2 separate regions of the Homo sapiens genome follow, and region 2 is linked to region 1. The links are chromatin contacts, found by Hi-C or POLR2A ChIA-PET in ENCODE. All regions are on one chromosome and are shown on one strand. Each heading gives the region's core, a stretch centred on a gene start or an enhancer-like site at or near the end of the contact. The rest is flanking DNA. Distances are from core to core; before and after follow the strand shown. Region 1 overlaps STXBP5-AS1 (STXBP5 antisense RNA 1). Region 2 holds the start of LUADT1 (lung adenocarcinoma associated transcript 1).

Region 1 (4,903 bases), core at 855-3,354:
TGCCTAGACTTCTCACATATGTATTCTTGTTCCTGAGCCTCTTAGGTGGGTTTGTGTCCTGCTTTCTGCAAGTACATCGCAACTTGGTCTCTGCCTCAGTCACCCCAGGGAACTCTGAGTTCCATATGCTCTGTGTGCACAGCAAGGACCTCTGTGTGCACAGCAAGGGCCTCTGTGGGCCTGACTCCCTGAAACAGGGGCAACACTGCCATCCTCTTCTTAGTCAGCTACATGAGTTCAACTACTTCCCCACTCTCTGCCTCCTCCCTGTCCTTCTGTCTTCCAAAGGGAGAATTTTACCAGACCAGTTCCAACAGTAAACACAGGTCCCTTTGAAGCATTTTCCCATCAATGTTGGATACCTTGGCTCATCCCCTTCAGCCTATCCACTGAGTGGTCCACCTCTAGTTTGGTGACTGCTTTTATTGTATGGCTAACTTTTAGTTAGTAATTAATTCATTAATCACAATTGTTTTCTATATTTGTCATAAAGGATTATTCATCTGTGTTTTTCCCTTCTCAGTCTTCATTCATCCATTCATACAGTCACTCACTCATTCATTCATCAGAATTCATTACTGAGTTCCTCCTTTTGTAAGGTCACACCCTACAAGCTGGGGGAGACAGAGATGAAGTCAGTGGTTCTGTCTCGGCTTATGATTATAGTCACCTGAGAATCTTCAAAAAAGAAAAAAAAAAAGATGCATTGCCCTGGCCCCATCTCCAGAGATTCCAAATGAATGAGTCTGGGGCAGCTCCTGAGCATCAGTGATTTTTAAAAGATTCCTGGGTGATCTGAAAGTGCAGCTAAGACTGAGGACCATGAGGAGATGAGGGCACGAATAACATGGATTAAAATGAAAAGGCAAGGCTATCCTGAACACTTCAGAGGGACTGCTCTCAGGAAAGCCTCCCAGCAGGCCTGCACCCTTGGCCTGCACAGGACTGACAGCCCTTCTATCTCTGCTCAGCCCCATTGACCACAAATTTAGCCACTGCTCAGGCGAGAGATGTGGCACATCTGACTCAAACTGAGCAAAGAGAAGACGGTAGCATGACTAACTTTCTCTCAGCTGAACAATAATGGTACCACCTTTCTCGAGGGAGTGTGCATTTTGAGAAACTGTGCGGCTGCCGCCCACCCAAGCTCAGGAGTCCCAACGCTTGGGCAGAGAAGATTTTGAGGCAGGTCTAAATGTCTCTAAAATTTGTATGGCTATAAAAAAGGAGGAGTTCATGTCCTTTGCAGGGACACGGATGAAGCTGGAAACCATCATTCTCAGCAAAATATCACAAGAACAGAAAACCGAACACCGCATGTTCTCACTCGTAAGTGGGAGTTGAACAATGAGAACACATGGACACAGGGAAGGGAACATCGCACACCGGGGCCTGTTGGGGAGTGGGGGACTGGGGGAGGGATAGCGTTAGGAGAAACACCTAATGTAAATGATGAGTTGATGGGTGCAGCAAACCAACATGGCACATGCATATCTATGTAACAAACCTTCACGTTCTGCACATGTACCCTAACACTTAAAGTACAATAAAAAATAAATAAAATAAAATAAAATCTGTATGGCTAGGTGAGGGTAATAGCTTACACTTCAAGGGAGGCCGATGTAATTCTGGAGATGTGACAGGCGGTTGCTGAGATGTTTAAAGGAGTAAGCAGAAAAGAAGGAAATTGAGGACATCCCGGCCTTCTCCGGGTCTTTCTGCTTCTGTGACAGGATGTAGAGTTAAAATCATGAGAGGACTGCAAGCCCTGCCCCTTCACATTCCTCCAAGCACTGAGAAATCCTATCTGGTCCCCTTCTCTGCTTTGTCAGGCTGAGGCCTGGCCTCTCTGTCCTGCAGGTGCACGGGTGTAAGAAAAGGACTGGAGCCCGTGTGAATAAACTGCTGAGAATCAGCCCTTCCTCCCATGGAAATCATATATTGGCTGGGGCTCCAGGGTATGCTTTGTGCTCCAGCGGTAAGATTTATTTCTTTTCCTTCTCTGTAGAAAATTCCCCTCTCATGGTGGCACAGGGAGAAAATAATGTCCTAAAAGTGGAGACAGACTGGGGCAAGCAGATGGCTGCGAAGGCGCCATTTCTCTGTGTGTCCAGCAGGGGGCGCCGATGACAAGCGCGCGGGCTGCGAGGCCGCACAGACTCTTACGCAACGATGAGGGCGCAGGCTCGCGGGCCAAGGATGCTGACGCAGGCCTGAGTCCGGAAAAGACCCGCACATCTGGGGCCCAAGTGGCCCATTTCCCCAGAGGCGAGCAAGGACTCTCAGGAATCGTCATCCTTCCCATGAAATCCTGGAAACTGCTTAGTTGAGTTTCTGGTTGACTTGCGCTGCGTGCAGCTGGCAGCTGCCGGTGAACCCAGTGACACTGGTTCAGTGCTCATGTTTGTTTTCCAAAAGGGGCTGCCCTGATTTTTGTTTTTTTAAGACTAAATAATAATAGTCATCATAGGCACCCTTTTCTGAACAGCCCCTCTATGCCTTCCCGGTGCTAGGGGTTTGATGCTGATTGTGTATGTTCCCCTGCTGTGTGTGTTTCATCCTCTCATCCTGCAGCAAGGAGCCCCACCAGTGCCTCCCATCAGACCTCCCTGCTGTGTTCAATGCAACTTGCTTTTAAAAGGGAGCCAGGGAGAAAGGGACGGAAGGAGGGAAGAGGAGAGGACACCAATCCCTTCCCAGATTCATTCTACCTGTCAAAGCGAGAGAAAGCTTGTGTTTGGAGAATGAACAGGAAACGATGTTATTTGATTGTCTTAAATCAGTTTCATCTTGCTGTTATTTTACTGTTTAAGGCTTCTGTTTGTTCTGTTTCGTTTTGTTTTCAATTTCCCTCAAATGCGTCAGTGATCTCTAGAATATTTCTGTATTCTAGAGAAGATTTGTGCTTAACAGGGAGAGAAAAGGTACAATGGGATTATTTCTGGTAAATAAGGCTGCTTTTTTAATCCCTTTGCTTTCTTAATTTTGTTAAAAGAAAAATTATGAAGTTATTTTTAAAAGAATTATAAGAATTCAAAACCAGGCTTCCTTCACTGAAGACATGTTAACTTAAAAATCTGGAAAATATAGATCTAGAAGAAAAAGCATAAACTGCACTTACAATCTCTTAGCCAAGCAATAATTGTTATTTAATTTAGTATATCAAGTAAGGATCTTTTTCTAATATTCTATATGCTATACTAGAAAGTGTTATAGTATTATACATAGATTAACAATCTATTGTTTTCTTTACTTAAAATATTTTGATAATTTTAAATATTTGCGCAGTGTTTATCATGTGTCATATAAATGTAACAAAATACATTCAGTTAATTTAATAAGGATGGATATTAAAGCTATTTTCACTATTTTTTTCTGTTTTTCTATTGTAAACATCACTAGGTCAATAACTTTTACATACATTTCTATTTCCTTGGGAAAAATCTCTAAAAGAAAAATTGAAGATCAGTGGATATTTAAAGCTACTCAGCATGTATTTGCAAATGGTCTTCTAGAAGCACCGAGCCAATTTGCGTTTTCACCAATGGTTAGGAGCCAATACCAGTAGAGTTCCTTTTCATGTGCTTTGACAATTTTATAGGTTGCAAATAGTATTTTATTGTTGTTCTAATTTGCATTCTTGTGTGTTTTTCTCTTGAATTTTTCAGACTCCTTTAAGGATCTTTCCAAAGGTCTTCAATTTTGATATAAGCAACAAAGAATAAGAGTGAGTAACAGCTAAAGAAACCAGGGAACTGTAGCGGTAGAGTGTAGCAGTGAAAATATTTAAGACTTGATGAAACAATGTCCCTTGCATAGACCGATGCTTTTATAGGCACTCCGGACCTGCAGTGGACTGTTTCTGTTCTCCCAAAATCCATACGTTGAAATCTAATCTTCAATGTGATGGTATCAGGAGGTAAGGCTGGGAGGTAATCAGGTCACAAGAGTGGAGCCCCCATGAATGGGATTAGTGCCCTTCTAAAAGAGGCCCCCAAGTGCTCCCTTGCCAGCTACTGGCTGAGGACACAGTGAGAAGACAGCTGTCTATGAGCCATGAAGTGAGCCCTCACCTGACATCAATTCTGCCAGCACCTTCATTTTAAACTTTCCAGCCTCCAGATCCGTGAGAAATAACTTTCTGTGTTTATAAGCCACCCAATGTATGTTTTGTTTTGTTTTTACAGCGGCCTGAATAGATTTACAGCCAAGAAAATTAGAGAGGGGATCCAGGTTGGAATTAGTCTTCAATCTGATTACTCAATTATGATGACTAAAAGCCCTACTGAGCACCAGAATTCTGGTGATTTTTTTTTCCCAAGGTAGCCTAACATAAGGCAAAATTGTAGCATGAAGGAAGGGGATGACTTCTGAGAAGGCTTTCTTCACCTTGTACAGAAACCCAGGAAGTGGGTTGTGGACACAGGTTTGCACATGTCACCTTGTGGTGTGCATATGTGCGTGCTCTTGGGAATGTCATCCCTCCTTATTTTACCTGCATGTGAAAGCAGCAGGAACCTGTGCTAGAAAACAGAGACAATTAGAAGATAGCTGTGCTTTGGGGAAGCAAGTCAATTGACTGAAAAACAATTTGCCAAATGTCCAATTTGTGAGATTGTAAGGATGTTTAGAAGATTTTCTTTTCCTCTTCACCCTATACTTTCCCTGTCCCTGTCTGTGAAGTTGGCCCAGACTATTTTGTTACAGAGGCAGGGTCATGTTCAGAAGCAGGCGCAGGAATTAAACTAAAACATAAGCAAAAACCCTCAATGAGTCAGTAAATTGGTCATTCATCAAGTTAATTTTAACAAATTGGCTTTCAACAAATTGGCCTGGAGCCCTACTTTGGCACCTTCTTCTGGAAATGTCTTCTTTTCCTCTTTTAGTCCTTTTCCGTTCAATG
Region 2 (4,417 bases), core at 543-3,042, 300 kb after region 1:
CAGTAAGGAAGAGTGCATAAATATTCTGGAGTCATTTCCAAAGAAACAGGCTAAGAAGGGACTGATCGAGTAATTATTTTTGCATTCTTCAGAACTTTCTGGATGTCACTTCAGGTATTCCTGGGTGAGGCTTATACATAGTTTTTAGAGGCAGGAGATTCCTGTAATCCAGTGGAACCTCTCTTCAGCTATTTTAAGACCTTGACTCAGATGTCTTGAGCTATTTTAAGGCACTTAAAGAGTTTGGCTTGTAAGAAAAGAAAATCTTCTGTAGGTCTGTGTTTTGGTGGTACATCTCACAAAGCTTATCAATTCTTTATTTCTTGTGTCCCACTAGAAGAAATTTCCAGCATTAAAACAACGTAGAGGATCAATCTGTATAACACTATTTAAGGAACCCTAAACTTAAAGCCCAGGTCCGTGAGCTCTACTACTTACTCTACTACTTGCCAGGCAAATTTGGGGGAACATTGGCTTGTCTCCCTGATAGGGTTCTCATGAGGAGCATAATAGATGATATGTAAAAGTTTGAAAAAATGTGATATGCAATATAAAGATAGGATGTTATATTTCAAGTACTAAAATAAAAACACAAAGCCTGTGAAAAAGAACACAAGACTGCTTTGTGCTTAGAGTTACCTATTTTCTCTAAATACTACAAAAGACCTTTGCAATGGGAAAGTCTCTGAATCTTACATTTTTCTTTTTAAAAGCAGGAAAGTTTCTTCTCCTATCTGACATCTGGATTATAACTATAAATCAACCTAACCCAATAGGTGCTAGATTGTATGTTTGATTAATTGGCATAAATGTTCAAACTACAAATCGAAATTTAAACTATTCTTTGAATAAGTTTATCATTTTTTAAAAAACTATTTAGGTATAAGATCTAATGTAACCAAAAGACTAACTGATTGGCTGACTGAAGGACTAACATCATGAATGTTGAGAGCCTAACTATAAAATTTCAGCTAAAGGCAAATAGGAGGAAGTGAACTCTATTTTCTATTTTTTGTGCATAGAGCTTAGTTCATACAGCTCAGTCTTTCAAGCCAATCAACTAATTCACAAGAGAATAAAGTTCTTACCCAAGAATACAGAACTTTGTTCCTGTAGCACACCATAACCACCTAAGCCTTACATTTAATGTAACGTTTTCTTTTATAAAGTAATCCTAAAATCCATTATTAGAAAATAACCATATATTTTCTTTTGTTCTACATAATCATTATTTGTTATGTGGTGCTTATTTTCTTAGTACTACCTACTGTAACTAATTTTCACAGAAAGAAAAAGTAAAAAGTCTTACACTGTTTATTTTTTTCATTTTGTTATTTTTGTTTGTTTGGTTTTTGTCTAAGCATGGAAGACCAGTTTATCCTAGTAGTACAAGGTAAATGAGTTTCCTAAAATGGAATTTTTCTTTTTTATTATCTTTGCAGACTGGCTAAGAAAATTTACAAATAATCTGCCAAGTCACAAGTTATTTTATTAGTGAAAGCCAGCATGTAGAGCAATGAAAATGCAGTATAAAAAAAAATTAAAGTCTTAGCTGATAGCACCAAGATACTAAGCAAATATACATAAATACAAATCCCATGATCTTGCCCTAAGGAATCTATTTGTCTTATTTTCTTTCAGCTTCTAGCACAGTGTCTGAAAATGGTAGCCACTCAATAAATATTTGTTTAACATATTCTGGTAAAGTGAATAGAAACATTCAGAGAAAATAGCTAGGCTTGAGCGTGGTTAAGGCAAATTTTCTTCATTATTTTCTTTTCTTTTCTAGAAGGCAGAAATGGTTTCCGTTCAGCAAATCCACACCAGCAATCCTCTTACAGCAAATTTCCAAGTAAGTATAAGTTTTCTTAAGATGTTGTGTGGAGAAATCTACTGTTCACAGTCGTTAGAAAGCATTTTGATGAGGCAGACCACAGCTTCTTGAAAGGGATATGAAGTAACCTGAGTTCTGCACAACAAGCTCTTAACTGTACCTAACTGCTTCTTGCAACAGGGTTTTTGGTGAAGAACAATTCTCCAAGGAAGAATAAACATGCAACCATTTTTGCATGATAAGTTCTTCTTCTGATAGTATTTGTAGCATAGACACTTTATAAAACTCTTTAACTCTTCACCATAAACACTTAAAAAATGAACTCTTAAATGCTTCGTTTTCTAGACAAAATATAAAATTGAGACCGGGAATTCAAACTAAACTGTAGGACTAATTCATCTAGTGACACTTTGTAAATTCTTTTTCTTCCCTTCTCCCCCCAAAAATGTGATAAACCGTAATTTTCAACTTGAACAAAGTAAGTTAAGGGGGTGTGGTAGAGACAAATGATAAATTTGAATTAAGACTAAAATACAAACACAAGGTCTGAAAAGCATTGCTGTTTTCTCTCCATTTGTTTAAGTGGATGAGTTGTATGTTGTGAACCCAGGAAGGAACACAGTAAGCAATGTGATCATGATCCAGTTACAATCAGAACCCGGAAAAGCCAGGAGCCTTTGCCAGATAGGTAGAGACAGGAACCACCAACAGGAAGGCTTTTCCAAGCAGAGAAAATGCTGGTGCAAGAAGAAAAGGACTCAAAAATTACTGAGATAGAAAGATCAAAGGTGATAGATCTCAGAGATGGGAATGTGAGGAGTGTGAAAGAGAAAGAGATAGCTTACTGTAGGAAAATAGAGGAAAATTAAACATAAATCTGTCCATTTCAAAGAGAAATCCATGGGACTCAAGACAAGGAATGTAACTACAACATGGCTGGTAGTGGCCCAAAGCCCTCCCATCATATTTTGTAGTTCCTGAGGGCTTATCCTTTCAAAACCTTTTATCCGTTGTCCAGGCATCTACTTTACAGTGTTTATTTCACTCCATGTCAACCTAAACAGGAACACTTGGCATCAAGCATTATCACCAGTTTTCATAAAAATCACACTCACTAAAACATTTCTGAGTTTAGTAGAAATCTAGTAATCATCAGAGCTGACAGAAGAAGAGATGAAAAGATAGAAATCCACACCACACTGCATTTTGCCATTTGACTGGCTTCCTCTTACCTTCCTATCTTCTCCTCCCTTTCAGGAGCAAAACAACAAAACACACTTTCTTATCTTACTCAGAACAACTTATCAACACCATTGAAACCTTTATACCATTAACATTTAAGCCTCTGAATTTTGAAGCTTAAGTATGAATAGAAAGGTTAAGTGAAGTATTGACAAGTTGAAGGAAGGAGAGGATAGTTTTAGAAGCAGCTTTTTACCAGTAATTGTCAATGCTTTCTTCCAAAGTATAATATGTGAATATCATGTTTTTACTTCATTACATGTATCAAATTTCATAGGTATCTTATGCATTCAATAAATTCTTAGTTTCAAAGAATATTTTGAAAATTCTTATATGACAAGATATAAGCTGATGTAATATGCCAAATTTTATAAAATTAATAATTTATATTCTTTAAAATGATTTTGGGAAAATATACTAAAATATTAAAATATCTCTGAATGATGAGATTGTGGGTAATTATTATTTCTTTCTTTAGAATCTTCTGCAAATGTTTTACCATGCAGAAGAGTTGTTTTTTACATCAGAAAGAAAAATACAAGTGCTATTTTTAAAGATGTCTTAGGTCACACTCAGCAAAATTGTTTTGATAATAAAGTGATATCTGGTTAGTTTGACAGAAAGCAAATGAGGGCATTGCAAGTCTTCCTTTAAATGTGAAATACATACTTCACTTGTTCTTTAAACCCAAGCAATTTTTTTTCTTTTAGACACGAAGTTTAATAGGAATTTGATTTCTCCTTGAGGAACTCAATCCTTTCAGAATTTAAGCACACACCTTACAAAATACATTAGGTTAAAGGAAAAAGAGAATGAGAAAGAAATAAGTAATATATGAACTAGAGACACAGCAGCATATTTCTTAAAGTCTTTTAATATAAAATTTTATTATGACAGATTTAATCTAGTTATCTAGTTACGAGGCTTGGCTAAAATCTTTTAGAATTAGGTAAAATGATGAAATTCTACCTAAGAGCCATCTTTTTAAAAGATTGCTTTCTAAAAGCAGGCTGTATTATGATGGTCTCACTTTTATACTTGTTGGTTTGTCTCAGTGAATTTCACAAATATTGATGATGAAAGTATCAACCATAACTTCTCTTCCTATCTCTGAAATTGACATCCTCCATACTCTGCCTAAATCCCTTGCTAATATGGAAATAACTAGCTGGGTATCCTTAATCTTTAAAATAAGCATATTTAGGGTATCATAGTGCCATTGATTCACTTATTCACATGCTCAACAAATATGTATGTTTAATATATGCCAGACAATGTGCCGGGCTCTGACAGTAATGAGATGAATAAGAAGAGTCCCTGCCCTTAAGTACTCCATATTCC

What was found. A loop is a pair of places that touch in the nucleus more often than their neighbours do. ChIA-PET counts read pairs that join two places held with the same protein, here RNA polymerase II (POLR2A). Pooled maps may share reads with other maps.
Region 2: a map of endothelial cell of umbilical vein shows a loop between it and region 1 (2.4-fold over the local background). The contact joins the promoter of LUADT1 here to the enhancer-like site in region 1. A Hi-C loop is called at or near these places in 1 of 168 maps with a recorded cell type or tissue (endothelial cell of umbilical vein) and 5 of 50 pooled maps. POLR2A ChIA-PET finds 5 or more read pairs at or near these places in 1 of 52 experiments (Panc1).

Annotation. Positions count from the first base shown.
Region 1 is chr6:146,855,512-146,860,414 of GRCh38, forward strand. The region is part of intron 8 of STXBP5-AS1 (STXBP5 antisense RNA 1); the gene reads right to left. Among named protein-coding and RNA genes, the nearest start is that of ADGB, 260 kb to the left of the region's middle. RefSeq lists an enhancer at 2,261-2,420. Within about 2 kb of position 2,105, at least 12 of the 41 ENCODE cell types and tissues checked have a DNase peak (open chromatin) inside an H3K27ac peak, as active enhancers do; they include Panc1, where a contact is called at or near this core.
Region 2 is chr6:147,157,133-147,161,549 of GRCh38, forward strand. LUADT1 (lung adenocarcinoma associated transcript 1) reads left to right here and starts at 1,793. Exons shown (of 3, transcript NR_132442.1): 1 at 1,793-1,852. All of the region lies in intron 3 of STXBP5-AS1 (STXBP5 antisense RNA 1), which reads right to left.